Regions from separate parts of the Homo sapiens genome. Here region 1 is linked to region 2. A link is a loop called in an ENCODE intact Hi-C map of the cell type or tissue named here. Cell type or tissue: Calu3. All regions are shown on one strand. Each heading gives the region's core, and the rest is flanking DNA. Links, peaks and the distances in the headings are about the cores only.

Region 1 (12,511 bases), core at 2,426-10,425, 490 kb after region 2:
GATTTCATACTTAAATGTGATTAAAGGAACTGATTACCTTACAGATGATTAGTGGGACATTTTAAGAATGTGTAAAGTAATATTTACAACAGTTCAGAACACCACAGTTAGGAGATAATGTCAGCAGCCAAAGAAGTTATGATGGAATTAATCAGTGACAATGACACTTTTGTGTGAAAGTTCTGTTTGGGCTTTATTTATTCCAATTAGAATGGGAAAAAAAAAAGACAAAGGAATTTTTTTTTCTGTGAAAATGAAGTTTGCCCTAAGATTCTCTAGTGGTGCTAGACCTAGAACTATATGAGACACAGAAATAGTCCTAATTTGAAAAATTAGTTTGGGAAATGGGCTAAAAAGCATTTAGAAGCATGCCTTTCACTTCCTTCTCCTTAGAAACATTAAGTTATGTTATTAGTGTGAACATGGTCTTGAATACCTCTTTTCACAAGTTCAGGGTTCAAAATGTGATCACAGCCACTGTTTGACTTACGTTTTCTCATATGCTTTTGTAAAATAAAGGGAATAGACTGCAATTGTTTCTAAAATTATTTGTATCTCTAAAAAGAGTATGGTTCCCTTTATCTCTGGAAGATCATCCAGGCTTACTAAAGGGTGAGCAATAATCCTGAGGGTTTAATCTGAGTATCGTAATAATACTATTTAGGAATTTATAATTGCTTGAAACTTTCCTCTGCTAAATTTTGTATATGTGTTATAAATATACTAATTTATAATTTATACAGAATCACGTTTTTATTTTAGTCGAAAAGAAATATCCTAAGTATAACAGTGGTTCTCTGGGCTTGTAATGTAATGTCTCTACCACACTTAAGCCTTTAGTAAAATAATTGAGATGTTCTAATGGTAACAATCACTGGAGGAAAGAAGCTATTTTCACTTATTTCCTAGAGGGAAGGGATACTTAATATTCTGTAATGCATAGGACAGTTCCTTTCAACAAAGCATTATTCTTCCTCATATCTAATAGTGCCCTTGTGGCAAAAGACTAAAGCAACGCCCTAACCCATGTTCATATTTAAAAATGTGCAAGTTTCTCTTTTTGCCTCATGACAGATATCAAATGAATGACAAGGACTAGAAAGTTTCTAGAAGGCTAATCTTTCATGGCCAATCCAACTAAGTAACAGTAAATATAATAAACTAATAACAACCAGACAAAATTGCCTGATATTTAAGAGATGCTGGGCTTGAGCCTGGCAACCCTTCATATATTGCCTCAAATGTTCTCTGAAGGGGAAGAAAAGAAACGGTTGAACAGTGTGTCTTGGAGCTGTTCTTATAGGCATGTATACTAATCCTCTTCAGAAAACACTTTGCATTGATTACGTAGAAAAACCTTCTTGGACAGAAGCCAAACAAACTCTCAATACTGAGGAGAATATGGCAGAAAATAAAGACAAAATTTACTTTTCTAAGCTAGGATATTGTATACTCATGGACAACTGAACTCTGCTATGGTTCCTTTTGCCCCCCAAAGAGCATATGTTCAAAACTCATTCCCCAGTGCAACAATGTTGGGGGTGAAGCCTAATGAAAGGTAATTAGGTCACAAGAGTTCTGTGCCTCATGAAAGGATTCATGCCATTATCTTCGGAGTAAGATTTCTAATCATGGGAAAATGGGTTTCTGATAAAAGGACAAGTTCCTCAATCAGCCTCACCCTCTCTCACCCTTTCACCTTCCTCTATCCGATGATGCAGCAAAAAGACCCTTGCCAGATGCTGCCCCTTGGTCTTGGACTTCCCAGCCTATGAAACTGTAAGCCCATCAGTTTCTGCTCTTTATAAATTATCTGGTCTCAGGTACTGTTTCAGCAGCACAAAATTAAGGAAGACAGAAATTTGGAAATGGAAAAGTGGGATTTTGCTATAACAAATACCTGAAAATGTGAACGTGGTTTTGAAACTTGGTAATGAATGGAGGCTGGAAAAATTTGGAAGAGCAGGCTACAAAAACCCTGTGTTACTGTGAACAGAGGATTAAGAGCAATTCTGGTGAGGGCTGAGAAGAAGAAAAGAACTATAGGGAAAAGATGGAACATCTTGGAGATTGATTAAGGAGTTGCATTCAGAATATTGGTAGAAATATGGTTAGTAAAGGCCATTGTGATGAGGTCTCAGCAGAAAATAAAAAATACCTCATTGGAAACTGGAGTAAAGGCCATCTTTGTTATAAATTGTCAATAAGGTTGGCTGAATTGTGTCCATATCCCAGGGCTTTGTGGAAGGCAGAGCTTAAAGAGATTAAGACATCTGGTGGAAGAAATTTTCTAAACAAAATATTGAAGGAGCTGCATGGCTACTTTTACTTACGTATAGTATGATATGAAAGGAGAGAAATGACGTAAAGATAGAATATATAGTAAGCAAGAGAGCAGAGTGGAAAGATTTGGAAAATTCACAGCCTGGCCACATAAAGAGTGAAAAGGCATCTTTAAGAGAGTAAATCAAGGGTTTGGCCAAAAGTCTGTTTGCTCGAAAAATTAGTACCCATAGGATCCTAAAACACATTTCTGAGATCTTTGAGGCAAGCTAAGACCTTGAGGGCCAGGTTTCTAGAGAGGCACTTTCAGGATCTCAGCCATTGCTGCCCCGTGCTGCCTCGAGTGTCTGATCCTTGCATTCAGGCACAGTGCTCTCCTGCTGTCCCATCTGTGCCTCGAGCAGAGTATAAGTAGTAAGCTTTGGCAACACTCATGCCGTGCTAACTCTGCAAGCCAACAGAGTTCCTGAGCTATGGGGGTATGGCTTCTTCCACCTAAATTTTAAAGGATGTTGCCTACAGCCTAGGGGTTCAGGCATAGACTTGCCATAAGGATGGAGAAACTGCAGAGAGTACCTAGTAGAACAATGTCCAGCAGAAATGTGCAATTGAATCTGCCACAGAGAGCCTCCACCAGGGCAATGCTTAGTGGAGCCATGGGAGCAATGCCACTTCATAGACTCCAGAACTGTTGAGCTGCCATCATGCAACAACAACTTTGGAGAGCTGCAGGCATGAGATTCCAACCTGTGAGAGCTGCTATGTGAGTCAAGCCAAGTAACGCCATATGAGTAAGGCTATCTGAGGCCTTGGGGGCCCAACCCCAGCCCTAGTGTGACCAAGGGGTGGCACATAGAGTAAACAATTTTTCTAGAGTCTTAAGATTTAGTGTTGTGTGTCCTGTTTGGTTTTGGACTTACTTGGGTCATATTACTTCTTTCCTTTTGCTTATTCCTACCTTTGGGAATGGGAATATTTATCCTATGTCTGTTCTACTTTGTATTTTGGAGAGAGATAACTTGTTTTGATTTCACAGTCTCATATTTGGAAGGGAACTTGCCTTAGGATTAATCGTGCCTTGGTTCCCAGTGATATCTGAGTTAGATGAGACTCTGGACTTTGGACTTTTAAGTTGGTTCAGAATGAGTTAAGACTTTGGGGCTACTGGATTGGAATAAATGTATCTTGCTCATGAGAAGAACATGCGTTTTAGGGCAGTCGTGGAATGCTATGGTTTGAGTGTGTACCTCAAAAAGCATGTGTTGGAAACTTAATCTCCAATGCAACAGTATTGGGTGGTGGGGCCTAATGAGAAGTGATTAAGCCATGAGGACTTTGCCCTCATGAATAAGTTAATGCCATTGGGAGTGTGTGTATTATCACAGGGATGGGTTCATCGTAAAAAGGCAAGTTTGGTCTCCTTTTCTCTTCTCTCTCTCTTATCCTCTGTCTCTCTTATCCTCTCTCTCTCTTTGACCCACTCTTATCCTTTTGCCTTCCATTATGAGATGACACAGTTTCTTTATAAATTAACCAGGCTTAGATATTCTATTATAGCAGCACAAAACAGACTAAGGCAAGCTCTAAGCTCCATGTGGATGAGGACTTTATTCTGCAATTCCTTAACATTCCCGCCAACATTTAGAAGACTTAAAAGCAGATTGTGAGTATTTTATGAGTTTACATGACTCCTAACTTGCTAGATTCTCAAAATAAAATTAGATAATTAATCTATTATAAAGCTTCTATTTTTTAAATAAGCACATGATATTCTTTTTGTAACATTATAAATGGCTTAGTTTTCAATGGGATTTAAACTTTTCTTGAAAAACAAGAGATAGATATAAGATAATAAAAGTATAAAATATAATAGCGAAATAAAAGACAAAATATTTAGGGATAATATTTATCATGTCTGCTGTATATGAAAGTAAAATGAAAATCCAATTGTTGAACATCAATTATGCATGACACTGAGAACATCCTGGGCCACTAACAGTGTATTGCCTTGCGATGGTTTGTGTTGTATGAAAATATTTTAATGGAATGACATAGAATGTGTAGAAAAAAAAATCTTTTCTTTCTTCTCAACATTGGTTAGAGTCTTAGTAAACCCCTGTGTATAGTATCATATTCTATTAATATAAGCAGATGTAGAATGTAGAGAGAACAGCAAATAAAATGCTTCAAATAGAACATGACTGATGCTAAAAACATATTTTTCTAATGTGATCGTTTTATCAATGCAAAAGAGAGTAGGGTGTTTCTCAACTGAAAAATATTTTTAAATGGTAAGTTTGTAGTTGCTAAGTTCGGGTTAACTTCAAGAATCCAAAAAAACAGGCACATATTTAAAGTTTAGTAGGACAGTAATATCAACTAGTGTCTTTAGTTGGTGATGTTTTTTCTCTTTTCTTTAAGTCTGTCAACATCCATTATATCTAGGGAAAATGTGGTCATAGAGGGTTGTGGGTTTTTTTTCATGAAAGTAACATTCTGGATAGATTTTTTAAGGGAAAAATAATTAGATTTTATGTGTGTGTATAATATGTATGTATATATCATTTTTCCTTTGAGATGAAAGAATTAGTAAGAAATTTTTAAGAACTAGTAAGGAACTAATCTATTCAGCTGTTGGCAGATTGATATGTGGTAAGGGTTTCCTAGGACGATTACAAGAGTGAGCTAAAAAAAATCAAGGGAAAAATTCAAAATATTAGGAAAAATATATCATATATATGTCAAGGTTAATAGATTGAAAAATATTCCCCCATTGATTTGTGCAGCAAAACTGCAGGCAATTTTAGCCTACAGGTGACATAGTAAATACAATTTTTGTTCTTGAGCTTTTTGACATTGTTATCTTACCACGTTTAGCAAAAGGTATCAAATCGATTTAAGCTCTTAGGATAATGTTTGGCATATTATAAGAAATCAGTCTGTGTTGGTGATATTGTTGTCATCATCATTGTGGTTATACTTCATAATTGGTGGATTGCTAAGTAATCTAGCAAATCTGAGAAATGGACCTTTTGGACGATAGAACTCCACTTCTGAATAAGAAGATGGCAGTTAGCACATATTTGGGAATCCTGTGCTTATATTGATTACCACTGGGCAGAAAACAATCCCAAGGCAGAGTGATGTGTTCAGTCATAATCTGCCAAAGAGTAACCTGGATCTTGCTTTTAATTTTGGGGCCTGGGGAGGGGAATTCCAATTTAGCCTGGAAATTAGAGGCTACTAAAATTACCTATAGGTGATGGTTTTTATCCAACTTGTCACTCCTAGCCTGAATAGAAATAGTAGGAGTTACTGAAAGTCCAGAATCTCTGGAAAATGTTGAAGGCTCAAACCAGGTGCCTGCAGTGGTCTTGGTGTGGCTAATGAATTTCTGTTAATATCTATCATTTTGATTTTTCTGAAGTTAGGTGATAAGAAGGTAATCAAATAATCCACAAATATTTATTCAATGCCTATATAATAAGAATCTCCAGACATTTAAAATGTTTCAGATACTGTCCCTGTCCATAAAGTGTTTACCCTCTTTCGATGAGAAAAATACTTTGAAAATATTTATTTTTTAAATATATTACTAGTAACATCAAAGGTATAGCAGAGAAAGTAAAATCTCATAAGACTTCAAAATGTTGCCTATATACTGTGTGCTATCATAATTGCAAACAGGTTTTAGTGTTTTGTAAGCACAGCTATGAAAATAATTTACCTACCTGAAGTGAGCATATCAGTCACAGAATTAAAGACTTAAAGAGTTAAACTTATTTATCTGTTTTTGTTGCTTGGGATTGTAGATATTTTAGCAAATAATAACATGTTTTAGAAAATACAGAAATGAATTCCAAATTTCTGCCCAGCAACTCAGCAATGAGAATCTTCCTTATGTCCAGTCTGCTTTATTTATGCTAAGTCAATGTGCCAATGTTTTTTTAAAAATTCCCAAAGAGTTCAGAAAAACAGAACAATCCGTATCCCTTTGCCCCACCAAGTAATTCTAAATCATAACTTTCTGATTCTTCGAGATCTTATCCCTATTTTCCAACTCATTCATTCAAACAACAAATGAGGAGAGGTGGAGAGGGAATGAAGGAAGATAAATAATAGGTGATAAATTTGGGGAGGAAAAGTAAGAAATGAAAAGACCAATCAGGTAGGATGGAACGTAGGAACACTGTAAAAATTCAACCTGAAAGTAAACAAGTAAGCTTATAATAGTCTAAAACTGAGTAAAAAATTTCTATCCATACACCTACTATGTACCCACAAAAATTAAAAATTAAAAAATTGTAAAAAGTTCCGTTCGAGCTTCTCTAAACCTGGCAACTAAAAAAAAAAAAATCAATTACATATTAATGAAGTCATTCTCCTCTCCTTCATTAGAATTTTAGGTCACTAAACTCTTTTCACTTATTAATTGGCATCAGTATGTTGATTTACTAAGGATCACAGAGTATATCCGCTGTGGAAGCAAAACCGGACCTGACATTTGCTAGCTCAGTCTGCTGCTTTCACATATTTTTTTGTTAGAAAAAAAAAAAACTGTCTCTCTTTGCGAGAGTAAAGACGAAGAATTATCAGAGAAAATATGCTATTATTTTACCAAATTCATCAACTATAGAAAGTAGAAGCATTCCTTCAAATATCAGTAGCTGTTTGAAACTTTTGATTAATCAGTAACCCTACAAAAATAATATGAATATGAATAAAGATAATTTAGAAGACACCTATGAGTAGCAAATTACATTGATTATAAAATATAGTAATTTAAATACAGTCATATATGTAATGATATAAAAGTAAAATGTTAGAGTTTATGAATATAAGTTATATTGAATTATTCTTAGCTAGAAAAATTTTAAATTAAGACTTTATCACAAAAGAAAATGTGAATGTAGGATGTCATAGGATTAGTTTACATTTTGCTTTTTCCTAAAGTATTATTCTATATAGGGTATAAAATTTGCCAGTGCATACACACTCATGTACACACATAGTGTTTACATATCGGAAATGTATTATATATTTCATATATGTATATATCACAAAGAATAAAATATTTCCTGTTAAAATGTATTTGGTAAAAATCTTTATAAAACATGTTTTCATAATAACTAAAAGCATACTGAGACCGAACACAATTTTATATATAAAATGTAATTCAAGAAAGACTTTTAAGTGCACTATAAATACATTTTAATACATGAGTATGTAATGGAAATTTTCTGATCTTTCTCTGCCACCTAGTGGTATACTCGACAGTTTGTCTTTTTTAAAAGGCTAGTGCAAAACTTATTGAATTGGAATTTACATATTGGAATTACAGACTCAGTCATTTAATACATATGAAGTTATGAGTAAACAGAAACAGAAATGCAGTGTATGCATTGTATGGTATTCATATATTACCTTGTCAATTACAAGGTTTTCCAAGGCTTGCTTTGCTATTTACAAAATGTAAAACTTCAAGGTTAGAACGAACAGGATAGAGCTGTTGCCGTAAGGCATAATCTTCCAAATCAGGTTCCAAAGGAACTGTCAAATGTTATGTGAAGTTTTAAAAGTCTAACTAGCTATCATGTACTGTTTAAGTATTTGTAATCATGTAGGAATTTCTCAAGCACTTGTATGTACACTGGTTCACTTAGTTATGTCACATAAATTAAAATGTATATGATGTATTTGTTGTCAATACTAACTTTAGAAATTAATTACCTATAAAAGCAGAAAAATATATTGAAGTTATTTGGATAGAATGATAATTAGACAAACAAAAATAATTATTGGTTGCACATTCATGCTCTTCTGTGTGGTAGAGAGTCTATTTTCTTGAATGAAGGAGAGGTTTGCGAGAGCAGATACATGTAGTTTCAAAATAAATGATAAATACAGAAAGCCATACATTTCTAAAATAAAACACTCAAAATGAAAAGTTCAGGTGTGTGTTATTTAAAATGCTCATTATACTCAAGGACAATATTGATAAGTTAATATCTTTCCTTTGAAATATTTGCTTAGTAAAAAGAGCTTGTTATCAGCCTCCCGCTGCCCCTGTCTTCATCCACCTGCTGGGAGATGCACGTGCTTTTGTGAGGGAAGGCTGGTGTATATGAAAAACTTACTGGGTCTTTATAATTATCTGTAGCTAAGAGAAGCAACTTTTTCATATAGTGAGAATTGACTAATGCAAAGATTAAAATGTCCTGGTACCTGGACACAATTAATATTACATATTATAGAAAGGGAAGTGATTTATTATAAAATGAACGAAAACATATGACTTATTTGTCTTAAAATTAACATTAATAGAAAGGAATGAATATCATTTTTTTTCTTTGAGAAAGGTCAATGTACCTTTGCACCTGTTTCTGTACTCTTAATCTGGGAAATGACTATTCTATAAGATTAGCATTCATAATTAATTTCTAACCCTGTTATATTGTTACAGGATCATTGGGGTGTCATTTTTCTGGTCGGAAACCTCTGTGGGTGGCATTGTTGCCCTAGTTGCCCTAGTAGCTCGGGCCTACTGGGCTTGTTTTACCTGCTTGTCCTGGCAATCTGCACTCAGCTCACACTACCAGCCTGGGTCCCATACTTGCCAAGCGTGATTCAGGTGTGGAACAGCAAAGGGTGTGTGAATGAATGTGGGGTCTAGCCACTGAGCACAATCAGATGTGACAGCTACCACAGCGGGACAGGCAGCTCCAGGTGCTGGCTTGAGATGCCAGGAACTGCAGAGCCCCAAAGAGTCACCGCCCTGGCTACAGAAGCTTCCAGGTCTGGGATTTCTGAAGGGCCTCAGTTCTTCTTTACTCTTCAGCAGCAGTGTGTCGAGCAAGGGACATGTTTCAGCCCTGTTTGTGTTACAGCTCTTTTAGCCCCACCATTTGACAGATCCAGAGTTCTTCTCCTACCACCATGAAGAATGAGATATGGAAACAAGTGGGACTATGAGCAAGATGAATAGGAGCTTTATTGAGTGATATAACAGCTAAGTCTCCTGCAGGGGGGCAGCTCCTTTCCACAGCCATGCAGCCACAGTGTCCAGATGAGTGTTCAGCTCCTAGCAGAGAGGAGGCCCTGGAGTGGGAAGCTTCTCTCTGCAGGGAGGTTGTCCTGTCTCCCCAGCTCTCAGCAGAGAGGAGGCCCTGGAGTGGACTGTTCCTCTCTGCAGCTAGTTGTTCTGATGTCTGTTCTGCTCTGTCTGAGCCCTGGGGTTATATGGGCCTCAGATGAGAGGAAGTGTGTGCTGATTGGTCCATGGGTGGCCATGGGTGGCCCGGAAAAGGCACCACATGCACTTACTCCAGTCTGCATGACTGGCAGCCTGACTGCCAGCCTTCAGGCCTTCCCTGGCCTGAAGGTGAGGCCTCACTGGGGACTGCCCCCTTCCACCCAGGAGCTTGTCTGTCTCCTGCTGCCATCTATGGTGCCCAGGCTGCTCATGCAAAGGGGCATCTGTAGGCCAGCACAGGGCTGTCCTTAGTCTCCCTTGGCCTCCCTCACATGCCTGTTGGCGCCCGAAGTCCAGAGGGGCTCGAGGCAGCAGGGGCCTTGTGTCTCAGCATTGTCCCAAGTGTGTGCATCCCTGGCCAGGCTGCAACAGTGCCCAGGCTTGGCCCCACATTGCTCCAAGACTGGAGTGGATGCTGACAGTGGGGAGAAGCCAGACAGTGGGAGCAGGTACTTCCAAGCCTGCAAGGGCAGGAGGGGTCTTCCTGAGACCCCAAGAGTGCAGGGATGCATGGATGCACAGCTGTGGTTTGGGTGGCTGCAGCTGTGCCTGGGAGGATGGGGCTCCTGCCTGCTCTGTGGAGCATGCTGTCCTGACCAATGCCTTCCTGCTGCAGCCGGCGTGATGGCAGTGGCTGCTTCAAACTGCTTGCCATTGCCATCAATATGACAGCCTGATAGAAAGGCACAATTTTTATAAAACTGTCTACAAGAATGGATGCAAGACTTATTTTTATAGGAGATAATCTATTAAAATTTTTTGTGGAAACTGGTGCTTATGAGAATATAAAAGTTAAAATGCAGATAGATTATTAAAATTATGAAATTAGTATATATTGTGCAATTGTTTTCCAATGAATATCCTAATACTATACTCACTAATAAGGTCAAAATGAGAAGAAAAAAAGGATGGATTTGCTGTGTTCCACTGTATACTTCAAGCATAGAGTCTTTTTGGCACTAGGCTAGGCTCACTCCTGATGGAAGTACGTATTTTATTCACAGATTTTAATTTATGTTGAAAAGGTATAGTATAATGTAGTCATTACAAATAGAAATTAATGCTATACAATATGCCGTATGTTTATTTGAAATTATAACTGCCAGGTGTCTAAAACATGGTAGTTATTTCCAAAAGTATTTTTCATAGTTTATTTTCAAATTTGCATTCCTCTTTTATTGTATGTACTTAGTATAAAAAATGTCATTCTCATGCAAGACTCTTACAAATGAAGCGTGGTACAAACTTATTTGTTTTTTCTGATTAAAAAATATATTTTTGACATAAAAATACATGTACAAAAACAAGAGAAAAGTAATACTGAAAAATACATTCTTATCAGGCCTATGTGTATATATAATATATATTTCAAAATATTTAAAACATATGTGTGTTTATATATGGTTTTATAACTAAGTTTGGAATCTAAACTATCAAAAATAATTTTATATCATTACTTTTTGCTTCAATAATATTTTATTGAGTGTAATATTTCATGCTATAGAGCTTTGTTCATAAGCTTTTGGTAACCAACCATTATTGTTGAATATTCTCTATTAAAATCAATAAACAGCTCTGATTATTTTAGTCTATCCATTATAATTATTTTTAATACAAATTTCTAATACCTAAGTTAAATAACAAAGATACATGGTAGATATTGATATGTATTTTTATATTGCCCTCAGAAACTTAGTTAAAATGCTGAGAAGCAATTGTTAACTAGGTATCAAAGCCTTAATATTTTACATCCTCTTATTGTATACTTCTAGTCCTTTAAATCTCGCCAAAGGAAAAACTCAAAAATGTATACAATGCTGTAAGCCTAAAATTTCAGTGTCATTTTTTACTTTGAAATATTAGAAACCTTGTATATACTTTAAATTGTCATAATGCTTAAGTAAATTCTAGTAGAGTAGTTTTATGAGATATTATGTAGCTATTATTATTATGACAAAGAATCTATAATAACATGAATAATATAGGTGATATAGCATTAAATAAAAATAATGACTTATAGCATATTAACATATTTTAAAGAAACAATACAAGGATACTAGAATATACACCAAATTAACCCTAGGCATCTTTGAGTGGTAGGAATAGGGGCCGCCTTTTCTTTTTCCTGCATTTTCTTCTTATTTAAAAATAGGCGTATGTTGATACATCAATAAAATTTGTAATTTTACTTTAAAACATTAATCATGTATGTGTATAATTCCCCAAATTGAATCCTTTGGCTCCCAAATTATTTACTTAATAGCAAAATAAGATTCTAACCATTGACATTTACAATGGAAAATCATAAATATGCTCTCCTGACAATTTCCCTTAAAATTTAAGAGAACTCACATATGAACACATCCCAGAATATGTTTTCTTCCTTTCTAGTTCATAAACGCTACATAGCTGTAATTGGCTACTGATATTTAAAAGGGGTAAATATTCTTATCAGGTGCAGAGTAGGCAAGAAAAACTACTTATAATGTGGAGCAGTACTTTCTAAACTAGCCTAAGGAACTCTAAGGGAGACAGTTTTTATAAAGATTCATGGATTCTTAGGTGTGCCAAATAACTGCCAAAAAATGTGCAGTCTACATATATATATATATATATATATATATATATATATATATATATATATATATATATATAATGTAATTGCAAATTCAATGAAGGGACCAGTGTCAGAGTCTTAGTAATATGAATAAAGAAATGAATGAAAATTTTGAGAAAAATTAACATTATTGTTGCTTTCTTTTTCAGTAGGTAAAAATACCTACATTCAATTCATTCAGTTAATGAATGGTAGAATTACAGTTATTACTATTTAGACGTCTATTATTTATATTAAATATTACATTGTGATGAGGTTTTATAGTAAAAAATTATCAAAATATAGCAGACATATGTTTCTATAAAACAGTTCAAATCAAATCTTAAACAAATGAAGCCTCAAATTGTAATTAAATCTCA
Region 2 (12,511 bases), core at 2,966-10,965:
TATAAAAATTAGCCGGGTGTGGTGGCAGGCACCTGTAGTCCCAGCTACTAGGGAGGCTGAGGCAGGAGAATTGCTTGAAGCTAGGAGGCATAGGTTTCAGTGAGCCGAGAGCACTCCAGCCTAGGGAACAAGAGCGAGACGCTGTGTCAAAAAAAAAAAAAAAAAAAAAGGGAAAGGGAAAAAAATAAAAAATGTATCACACATCACATTTTCCTTCTTGTTCTGGATGCCAAACCTTGGAGCATGGTATTTTCTGTGTACTTTTCATGGATTCCATTCAAATTTGTTTTCTGCGTGTCCACTTTCCCAGAGTACTTACAATGTATAAACTACCTTTCAATTTTTGTGGCTGGGTTCTGTGGCTTATACCTATAATTCTAGCACTACAGGAAGCTGTGGCTGGAGGATTGCTTGAAGCCAGGAGTTTTGAGACCAGCCTGGGCAACATAGTGAGATCCCGTCTGTGCAAAAAATTTAAAAAAGTAGATGAGCATGGCGGTGCATGCCTGTAGATTCTACTTAGGATGCTGAGGTGGGAGGATGGCTTGAGGCCAGAAATTTGAGATTGCAATGAGCTAAGATTTTACCACTGCACTCCAGTCTAGGAGACAGAGTGTGACCCCATCTCTAAAAATAAAGAATAAATAAGCAAACAAACAAATAAACAATTTTACGGAAACAGGGATGACACACTTTATATATATTTTATTGTAATATTTTTGTGGAACAGTGTTTGTTTAATATAGCCAAAGGTGTTTAAATGCAGAGAAAACCTTTTAAAGAGAAGTTATTTAATTTGCCTGAGTATAGACTGCCTGGAGAATGAACCGGGCAATGATTTTGATGTGGCTTACTGCAATGCTTATTAGACTTTAGTTCTGGTTTAAACTGCAAAGTTAATTCGTTGGGCACTGGAGGCAAGTTATTTACTTTCTTTCTACTTAAATTTCCTCCATTGTAAATTATGGGGAAAAATATATATCTTTCCTGACTCATTTTTTGTATAAGGATAAAGATGATAACAAATGTGAAATTAACACGACACAAAGTGTTGCATAGAAGATTTGTAGCAGTACATAATTATGATCAGCAAGAGAAATTGAAAATAATAATAATAATTGATAACAAATTTAGACCTTTTAGTATGCGTAAGTAAAAAACACACAAATTTTTTATATAAAATAAACATAATTTGACATAGGTTAAATGAGTTATCTAAAGTGTCTTAAAATATGTTAAATGTACAAAATCTAACAGTAGCCTGGCTTTTCTTTGTACTCTTTCTCAGGGTATTTTATCATTAAATGTATTAAGTGATACCTGATGGACCTAAATAATCAAAGAAGTGAAGGTTTTATAAATATATGTGAGAATCAATTCTGAAAGCATAAGCACAAAACAAGTCTTCAGATAAATATGAGATTAAATAAATGATAACATAAATGTCATCAATTTTCTTTTACATCTATTAGTCCTTCTTTTAATTTAGCAGAAAATTAAAATTAATAAAAAGCTAAAAATAAACCCCACGGCAATAAATATTTTCAAGAAAAGCTATATAATAAAAGAAAAGTTGGTAAAATTGCTTTTAAAAATGTTCTCTTGTCTGATCAAGATGCCACACAATAAAGCATAAAATGGATAGTTAACTGACTTTTACAAAAGTAAACCTGGATAATTTTGGTTTGTAAAAGTAGCAGGAATTTTTTAAAGACAAAAATAATTTCTTTCACATCTTTTCCCAGCTTTAGAGCAGATAAATTTATGTTATGCTAATTTGTTTAATCTCTCATTTGTATGTTTACTTTGTTTTAGAAAAAATAATATACCCTATTAGATATAATTACATATTTATAATTACATATTTTTATATAAATTTATAATTATATATTTATAATTACACATTTATAATTATATATTTATAATTACATATTTTATATAAATAATACATTAAATTAAATTTATATAAAATTTAATACATTAAATTAAATTTATATAAAATATAAATTTTATATAAATAAATTAAATTAAATAAATAACTACATATTTATGATTACATATTTTTATATAAAAAATATAAACCAACAATTTGCTGAGTTACGGTATTCTTTGCTCATTATATATTGATATATTAATGTAAGATTTCTGTATTCTGGAAAATATATTATTACTCATGTCTTTGATTTGAGAATGTATGTGTGGAGAAATTATAGGTAGCATGAACTCTTGATGCATTTTTTTCCAGTAAGTTTCTAAGAATAATTATTGCATGTATTCCATAGTAATTTATTTTAAAATATTTATATTTATAAGAAAATGATTAATTACTCAATATTTTTATATAAAAATGTCTTGCTTATACAATCATCCTTCTATGTGGCACATTGGTTCCAGGACCCCCAAGGATACCAAAATCTTTCGATGCTCAAGTCCCTGGTATAAAATGGTGTAGTATTTGCATATAACCTAGGCACATCTTCTACCTTAAATCATCTCCAGATTACTTATAATATCTAAATCAATGTAAATGCTATGTAAATAATTGTTATACTGTATTGGGTTTTTTATTTGTATCATTTTTATTCTTGTGTTGTTATTTTTTACTTTATTTTTTAAGTGTATTTAATTCATGGTTGCATCAATCCATGAATGCAGAACCCATGGATATGGAAGGCACACTAGACATGTCATTTAATATAAATTGAAGTAGAATCTTTGTCGATAAAAATTGTAATGTATTGATAAAGAAAACAAGAAACAAAATGTGTTGGAATTTGGCTTATATACTGTCCTCTCACCTATACTTCCCAACTGAGATAGACTCTTCCAATGAAAAAGGAAATCTGGAAGCAATTGTGTAATAATTTCAGACCTTTTTACATTTTTTGTGATTTAACATATCCACTCAGTAGAGTCAATGCTTTACCATTTATCGGTAATCACTTATCATATATAAAGTTGCAAACTTTCTTGCTTCTTATATTTGCTTTTCCTTAAATAATAATCAAGAAATTATTCTATTATATTGTATATTTTTCAAGAAATCTTGTTAGTGACTTTTTAATAGAACTTTTAAGGTTACCTTTTGTTAATATTTAATCACTCCTCAAGCCTATTTAGCCATATTAATATACTTTATATTCTCATCATTCTCTTTCTGCCTACCTTCATTTAATTAAAAAAGATGTGATTATTTCTTAATAAAATCAAGTTTTTACTGATTAAATAGTGGGGCGTTTTTATATTGTGAAATCAATTTCCCAATCACAAGAAAACTTCTCAGCATAGCACTTAGCCGAAGCATTTAGTGCCATGATCACAACAAACATCACCCATTATTTATTCAATGAATTAAGAAAACAGAGTTCAATGCATAGACTCTGGTTAGAGTTCAACCTCAGATTCCCAGGAATAGGTGTCATTTAAGAGAAAAACATGATAGAAAATGTATGCTTCTGAGAGAAGTTGTTTGTTTCTATTTTAGTTATTTGCAGTCCCCTGCTTCTTTCCTTTAACCCTATCTTTGGTTTTGCTGCTCTGGAGAAGGTAGAAGACAAATAATCTCAATTCTACTAAGCTACTTTGACTCCTTCTTCGGAAGACTGAATGTAAGGTAACCTTGTAAGTACTGAGACAGGCTAGAGCAGAATAATGGGCTAAGTCAGGCAAAACCCTTTCTTATATAGAAATAAGGAGAATGACAAATGGTCTTTTTCATTTTATTTCTTTGTTTACTCACAGGTAGTTTAACCCCTTGTCTTTATAAATTTCCTGACCACACCTTGAGTCATGGATTTCCTCCTATACACCAGCCTCTTCTGGCAGAGGACCCCACAGCTGCTGATTTCAAGCAGGAACTCAGGCGGAAAAGTAAATTGGTGGAAGAGCCAATAGACATGGATTCTCCAGAAATCAGAGAACTTGAAAAGTTTGCCAATGAATTTAAAGTGAGACGAATTAAATTAGGTATGTGCTTGTTAAAGGCAACAGGAAAAAGAACTTGGTTTGCAAATCTTTATTGCTGTTAAATCTCTTATATATTGCTAAAAAGTACAAGATGATTCTCATTCTTCATCTCTACTGTGGACGTAGTTAGTCGTTATGGAAATCCTCCAAAAACATTTGTTTCCTTATAATTTCTTAAGAGCCTAAATACATAATTTTTAAATTAATAATACTCTTTCAAAACTTACCTCAACATTAGTTTTGAAGTGCCCATTTTTATCTATATTTTATTTGAAATTTTGAATAGGCCATACATTTATATGATTCAAAAGTACAAAAGAGTATAAGTGACATGTATCCCTTCTGCTTGCTTTTTCTGTATATCGTTGTTAGTTCCTTGTGTATCTTTCCAATGATATCTCATGGATATATAAGTAAATATATATGGAAATATATGTATTGTGCCAAACATATGTATTATTTGAAGTTTTCAGTAGTAATTTTTCTAGAGCTCCTTTTCCTTTGTGGGGCTGTCAAGTTCCACTTTATGAATATACTGCAATTTATTTGACCAGTCCTCTACTGATGAAATTTAGGTGGTTTCTGATCTTTGGCTGATAAAAACGATACCACGATGATTAACCCTATAAATGTTATTTTGCACTCATATAAATATATGCGCAGCAAAAATGTTAGAAGCACAATTGCTTGATCAAAAGTATGTGTACTGGTAATTTTGATAGATGTTATCAAACTGGTCTCTAGAGAAGTTGTACCAAATTTTACTACTACCATGAGAATCTTTTTCACCATCCTCAGGCTATATAAACTCCAAAACGGCATGAGTTTTTAAAATCTATTTCTTTTTATTTTCTCCTTAATGATATCTCCAGCATCTAGAAGAGTATAACTATAACACAAAATAAATAAATGGTGGTTGAAAGAAAAAATATGCTGTTAATCTTTTAGATCTTTGCAAATCAGACAGGTCAAAGTGACATCTCACTGTTTTTTCATTTAAAATTTCTTTTATTATGAGTGTAAAGTATATTATTTAATATGCTTGACAATCATTTATATTTCCTTTTCTGTGAACTATCTGTTCAGAGCCTTTGCTCATTTTCTACTGAAGTGTTTTTAAAATAAAACAACTATAACAATTGACTTTGGTTAAATTGCATAAAATTGTGTATTTTTTTAATGGATTGAAATAATAGTTCAAACCTCTGCACTTGCAGAATGAACAATAGATAATGTAATAAGAATATTTATTGATGGGCATCATATGCAACCATTTTATACATATAGGTATATAGCCTTAGGTCCTGAAATAATATGTAGCTATTACATGTGATAAGCACAGTAGTAGGAATCTTTGTGAAATTCATTTTCAGTTTTCTATCTATATTACTGTGAATGTTTCAAATTATATGTTATTTCAGCTGTACTCTAAAAATGTTTGCGACAAACAATAAGGATCATTAGTCTGAAGACAGAGGCATTATCAAAAACTATAAAATGGGCTCAGAAGTATACATGAAATGTGTAATCATAGCCTCTTAATAAATATGGTTTTAGGGAAAGTGACATAATTCTTAGTTTTATTTAGTACCCTTCAACAATATCATTGAATCTTTTAGAGTTGAAATAAGAATGTTATGATATATAACCGTATATTTTATGCATTATAGTTAATATATTAAAATTTTTTGAGCATATATTATTTGATAACTAACAATAATGATAAAAAAGCCATAATTTTCAAGTGCCTTATGAAGTGTTTAGGACACACCTAAACACTGGTTAAATATTATGAATGGCAGATGTTTCTATCTGAATTCTTTCAGTGACTAGATAAAAGTAATTTATTAACTAGAAGAAATATGTTTTGAAGTATTGCACAAGTACTTCAAAGTATAATGAATCTTACTAAATAATTCTGATTTGCCAAGAATATATAGTTAAAAAATAGTGTGTAATAGTTGACAAAGATACACAGATTTGTGTGACAATGAACCAAAATTAACATTTCCTGGAAAGTTGGAGCTGATGGTCTTTATTGTCCCTTCACAGGATACACCCAGACAAATGTTGGGGAGGCCCTGGCAGCTGTGCATGGCTCTGAATTCAGTCAAACAACAATCTGCCGATTTGAAAATCTGCAGCTCAGCTTTAAAAATGCATGCAAACTGAAAGCAATATTATCCAAATGGCTGGAGGAAGCTGAGCAAGTAGGAGGTACTAAATTGTGTCTCTGAAGGCTGTGCTGTGTTTTAACCTAAAAATAATGGCTTCAATAAGTAGGATTAATGCTAAAGCAGGAGGTTTGAGGGGTTTTTTTCCGCCTTTTCTCTTTGAGATGAAAAATAAACATTTTGTTATATCACACTAAAACAAACAACAAAAAAGGAAGGGCAATGTAAGTGTGGAAATAAATTTATTGAGGATAGAATAACCTATATAAGGAAAGCTTGTTGGCATCAGCATGAAGGGGTAAAATACTTATTTTTTTACACATCCATTTTTTTCCTCTCTTTTATACTAGAGAAATTATATATGAATCACATTTGTATCCTAATATTAGTGTACACAAAACATTTGCACACACCAGTCTTCCAAGAAAATAATATAAGCAATTGCTAGATATGCAACTTAATGAGCTAAAATTATCTACTCATACAAATGTCAGAGCCTGATAAAGAGTGAGGTTTGAGAGTATTTACAGCAAGCATTCCAACAAAAGTAAAGTGAGGATATTATTTGTAGAAAGTGTCTTTGCAAGGTTAATATTTATTTCTGCGTTGAGATTTTTCTCTAAGGTCTGTAATAGAAAAAGACTGCAAAAATTTAAGACAAAAATGTCTAGCATTTTTATTTTGCATTGTTTTATGAAGAAAATTTGAAATCCAAATCAGATCGTTTTTTATAAAAAGTCTACTTTGTGTTTGTAATTATCTCTCTTTTCCACATTATAGCTTTGTACAATGAAAAAGTGGGAGCAAATGAAAGGAAAAGAAAACGAAGAACAACTATAAGGTATTCTTTATATTAAAAGTTACTAGAGGACAAAACTGGTATTTTATAAATGGAATGAGCATTTGAGTGTAATGCAGGTGTAACATAACATATAAATGTAAGGTGAATTGGGAGGCCAAGGCGGGCCTGAGGTCAGGAGCTCGAGACCAGTCTGGCCAACATGGTGAAACTCTGTTTCTACTAAAAATACAAAATTTAGCCGGGCATGGTGGTGGGTGCCTATAATCCCAGCTACTCAGGAGACTGAGGCAGGAGAATGGCTTGAACCTGGGAGGCGGAGGTTGCAGTGATCCGAGCTTGCGCCACTGCACTCCAGCTTGGGCGACAGAGCGAGACACCGTCTCAAAATAAATAAATAAATAAATAAATAAATAAATAAATAAATAAATAAATAAATAAAAAAAAAATAATAATAATGTAATAACTTAATTTTGAGAAATGGAGAGCTAATAATTTTCAACATTTGATGGAAAATTATGTATTGTTTGATTCAAGAACACTTTTACTCCAAAATTTTGAATACAAACAGAAAGAAAACAATCATTTCTAAGAGACTGGCCATATCTTCTCCCCTTTTAGCTATAACTTATTGCTCTGACAATGTAGTATCCATGGTGTCTATAGTATTTAAAAATGTGACACTAGTAATCAGTGTTTCGGTCTCTTCAAGTTCAACATGACCTCTTGCATTTCAACCCAGAAAGATTGTTCATTGATCTTTTTGTAGTTTCTGTGAGACATGCTTAGCAAATACTAAAAGACAGGTTTTGTTTTGGTTGGTCAGTTGTTTACTAGAGATTTCCTTTATCGTAAACAGCCCTAAATGATTTTGGGGAGATATTTAGAAATGTCTAGGAAAATGTTCATTTTCTTCTCAAGAACTCAGTGCCCTCTGGTGGCACAAAGTGGGAAAAACATAGAAAGTCTGGGTCCCCTACTTAATGCTTTCCGTGACTCTCGTGTAACTCTACCTTACATAAGACAAAATATCTACATATTTAACACATTATACATTTGTCCTTGTTAAAGTGTCCTGCAAGTGTGTTCAGAGTTTTTAAGTTTCCTTTTCATGTTAATATTGAGGAAATTCAACCTACCTTAATTTTGAGCTGCCAAAAACTTCACTAAAAACAACAAAATTTCACCCCCTATGTCCACCCCCCGCCAGCATTGCTGCTAAAGATGCTCTGGAGAGACACTTTGGAGAACAGAATAAACCTTCTTCTCAAGAGATCATGAGGATGGCTGAAGAACTGAATCTGGAGAAAGAAGTAGTAAGAGTTTGGTTTTGCAACCGGAGGCAGAGAGAAAAACGGGTGAAAACAAGTCTGAATCAGAGTTTATTTTCTATTTCTAAGGAACATCTTGAGTGCAGATAAGATTTTTCTATTGTATAATAGCCTTTTTCTCCCGTTTCATTCCTTTCTCTTCCTCAACAAAAACAGAAATTACTTGGTTGACTTAAAATCATTTTATATCAATAGCTTTTACAGAAGCTTTACTTTTCCACTTTTTTTTAAAAAAAAGAAACCAACAATTTAAATTATATTGATGTTATTTACTTAAAATAATTATTCTCAGAAGCCACATTATCTATTTTAAGCCAAATATATTAACAGTAATAAAATGATCTCTCTGTCTCTCCCGCTCTCTTTCTCACACACACGCAGACATATGAGTATGGGTTTATAAGTTCCTTTTCCAAACATGTATATTAGCTTTTTAACATGTAAGTCAGTAATGACACATATGTAAAGCACATCACCAGAAATATCCAATTCAAAAATTAACCAATGTTCTGCTTTCTACCAACTCTACTAATTTGTCTGAACTAAAAGTTTTGAACTTAAGAGCTGGAGGTGTCTTATAGTTTTATTACTCCCTTTAGGAATAAACCTCAATCAGAATTGATACTTTGAAGCTAAAATTTAGGGCATAGCTGATAGAACTGTTTCAAAAGAGATGTGTAGAAACATTAATTTTTGATCTTTTTATTCTTCCTAAATATTAGCTTTTTGATGTGTAGCTGTAGAAAATAATGCTTTATGGATTCTTGAGCCTCAAACCATTAGTCTGTAAGCTGCAACAGGACAGGAAGAGATCTGGCTTGTTTGGTGTTCCCTCTCCAGGGCTTGGGAAAGTTCTTGCTCATATTAGGCATGCAATCTTTGTTAAATGAAGGAGTGTTTAAGGTTAACAATGGCTACAAATGTGAATGGTGTCACCTAATTTTAAATTATAATGTTTTTGAAATCTCACAATCTAGAAAATCATCCAGGTTTCTATAACAAGACATGATCACTTTTGGTATAATCGATTAGAATCTGATTTACTATTTGTAAAAAGTTTGACATATTGAGATTTTAATTCTGAGAATTTTATCGACAAGAACATATTTATTTAAATTATAAGAATGCATTTCCTTGAAACATGCTAGTAGAAGCAAACTGTAATGTGATATTAACTTAGAATAGTGACTGTTTTGCATTTGGATGTAAATCTGCTGGCTATGTTTATCTAACTTATTTTATATAACAAAAGTGGTAACAATTAGACCAAATTTTATTGTTGAATTAGAATGCTTACTAAATAAATTATACTGTCCAGTCTCTTTTTATGATATTATTAAAGACCTAGCATTTTTACAGGTCATAATCTACATAGATCATATATGTATGTTCATACATAATCACCATCAATTAGATGGGTAAAATTTGATATATTACTAACAAAGATAGACATTTAACTAACAAAACAGCTTTCAGTGGCCTAATCATCCATGCTTAAGCACACATTTAGCATCCAAAAGATATTAAATACAACATTCTTATTTAAGAGTAAATTCCAAATTATTCAGCCACACAGGCATTCAAGCCCCTTCTCTGGATAACTCAGTATTTCTTCGCCTACTTAAAACACATTAACTGGGGAAGGGATTCTTTAGTTTGCTAAAAGCCAGATCATGTATACATAAATGTATACGTATATATGCAAAAATGTATATATGCACTTTGAAACTTGCAAATAGAAACAAAATGTCATGCAATATAAATCTAGATTAGTGATTATTTTGCATTTTAAATATGATTCCTCTGGTAATGTTTACTCTTACTTTATGTAACAAAAATAAGCATGTATATATGCTTAAATCAATATGTTTAGATCATAAGTAGTATTATCAAACATCCATCCATAAGGTCATTATTTTCAAGTTTAGACACTACCAGTATTGGGAACCATGTATTTTCCCTAAAAGAAATTATTTTGAGTTAATACTTACTAATGAAATAGCAAATTATTATTATTATTATTATTATTATTATTATTATTGAGACAGAATCTTGCTCTGTCACCCAGGCTGGAGTACAGTGGCACGATTATTGTTCACTGCAGCCTCAGTCTCTTGGGCTCTCCACCTCAGTCTCCTGAAGTAGCTGGGACTACAGGTGCCACGCCACCATGCCTGGCTATGTTCAAAATTTTTGTAGAGACAGGGTCTCCCTGTGTTGCCCAGCCTGATCTTGAACTCCTAGACCTAAGCGATCCTCCCTCCTCAGCCTCCCAAAGTGCTGGAATTACAGACATGAACCAGTGTGCCCAGTGAAATAGCAATTATTTGCTAACTGATATGGTTTGGCTGTGTCCCCACCCAAACCTCATCTTGAATTGTAGTTCCCATAATCCCCACGTGTAGTGGGAGGGACCAGATGAAGATTAGGGGGGCTGTTTCCCACATGCTGTTCTTACAATAGTTGGTTCTCATGAGATCTGATGGTCTTATAAGGGGCTTTCCCCTTAGCTGGGCTCTCATTCTCTCTCCTGCCGCCCTGCAAAGAGGTACCTTCCACCATGATTGTAAGTTTCCTGAGGCCTCCCCGGCCAGTAAATACCAGTAACTCATTTGTATTAATGTTTTGTATTATACAAAACTCATTTATATTGAGACTACTTTCTAACTACATTAAAATAATGCTTTATTTTGATTAATCTTCAAAACAATAGAAAATGGTTAATGCCATTTAGAATCCTAAACCTCAATTAAACAAATGACATACAATTCACTGTGTAGACTGATATGTTCATACTTTGGGGAATAAATGACAAAGGCTGACTGTAGCCATAGTCTTTCCCTCTTACATATTTGTGAACTCTTTAAGTCTTCAGGAATTCAGTAGATTTGTCCATTAAAATGGAAGAAAGATGTTTGTCATTTCTACTAGTTTGGTACATTCAACTTTACCTAGTAAAGGTGGCTGATAAACTCATTCATACAATTTACCTTTCCATCTCTAAAGGTGGAAAGGATTTGTGTAGTCAGAGAAATATTTTCAGTGTTTGGGGATGGCGGCGGGGGGGGTGTATTTTCAAGCTGTTGGGGGAATGTGGTGTTCCAACAGTAGGACACCTGAAATCAGGCTTCACAATCTTCAGGCTTCCTCTAAGGCAACATCAATCCAATTGACTACTAAAACAACTAAGCTTAGAATGGTTTTGAACCCTCAGCTTCTACAGAGAGGAAACTGGAAAGTTGATCTGTATTTCTGAAGTTGCCAAAACCTTTTCATGCACAGTAATGGCATCAAAGGGACAAGTCATCACAGGTCTCTTTTGAGACCAGGAAAACCTGGTCTGTTTTAACATGTTAAAACACCTGTTTTAACAGAGGAGTGTCTAAAATAAGAGTACATATTTCAATTAGGCCCACAGAGATCAGGTGAGAAGTATGGCAACTAGGATGGTAGGAAATGCACATTTTGGCGGAAAAGAGAGTACCAGGTTTTCTCTAAAGGCATTCAAATGCAAAAAGTAAAAGATATATCACTGTGCAAGTCAAACAACATAAAGCCCATAGGCTGACAGCTTCCTCTCTCTGGTCCATAGGGTCACAATCTTGAGCCCCTTCCCATTAGCTCTTGCAATAACCAGATACTCCCCTCAGAGCACACAGTACAGTGTGTGCAACATAATCATCTGACAGATGGTCATTTTATGTTTTCTAAGAACAGGTGTTATCATGAGTATTGACATTTTCGTATGACGTTCTACTTCTCTGGTACTCCGAAATTTCCCCCATAAATAACTTTTTCATTTGGTAACAAAATGTGGCTTTGGGCTGCATCCTTTTCAGTCATAGAGATACTCTTCTATTCTTTCTATGGCAACCTCTTGTTTGATTACAGCAACCTCTTATTTGATTACAATTGTTAAATATTTATTTTTGTGCCTAAAGAAGTTAGAAAAAACAGGTTAAAAAAAACCCAGTGTTTTCATTAAGCTCAATCTATAAGAACCCTTATTTCTTATTCTTTAAGGGCTCAAAAGTAACTTTCCTTTTTAGCAAAGGATAGAATAACATTACAAATTCACAGTGACAGTGATTGTGAAAACTACCACCAGAACACTTTATAAATGTAGCCAAATCAGAATGATCTCTCTGTCTTTTATGTCCAAATTCTTTTGTGGTATCCATGTTTGACTGAAATGAAATAAGTCACTGGGACTTATACATTCAAAAATAAAACTTAAAAAT

The links. Peaks named below come from ENCODE experiments on the same cell type or tissue, not always from the same donor. Only the 100,000 strongest peaks of a DNase experiment are listed, where the experiment ranks them.
Region 1: a loop joins it to region 2, with 4 times the contacts of the local background. A loop is called at or near these places in 5 of 110 quality-filtered maps.

Annotation. Positions count from the first base shown.
Region 1 is chr3:86,769,321-86,781,831 of GRCh38, reverse strand. No RefSeq gene overlaps it. Among named protein-coding and RNA genes, the nearest start is that of VGLL3, 220 kb to the left of the region's middle. In Calu3, for the core only: no CTCF peak of the experiment used is centred there; no DNase peak of the experiment used is centred there.
Region 2 is chr3:87,255,743-87,268,253 of GRCh38, reverse strand. POU1F1 (POU class 1 homeobox 1) reads left to right here. Exons shown (of 6, transcript NM_000306.4): 3 at 3,742-3,966; 4 at 6,019-6,183; 5 at 6,921-6,981; 6 at 8,150-8,850. The coding sequence ends at 8,360. Among named protein-coding and RNA genes, the nearest start is that of POU1F1, 15 kb to the left of the region's middle. In Calu3, for the core only: no CTCF peak of the experiment used is centred there; a DNase peak (open chromatin) is centred at 7,883.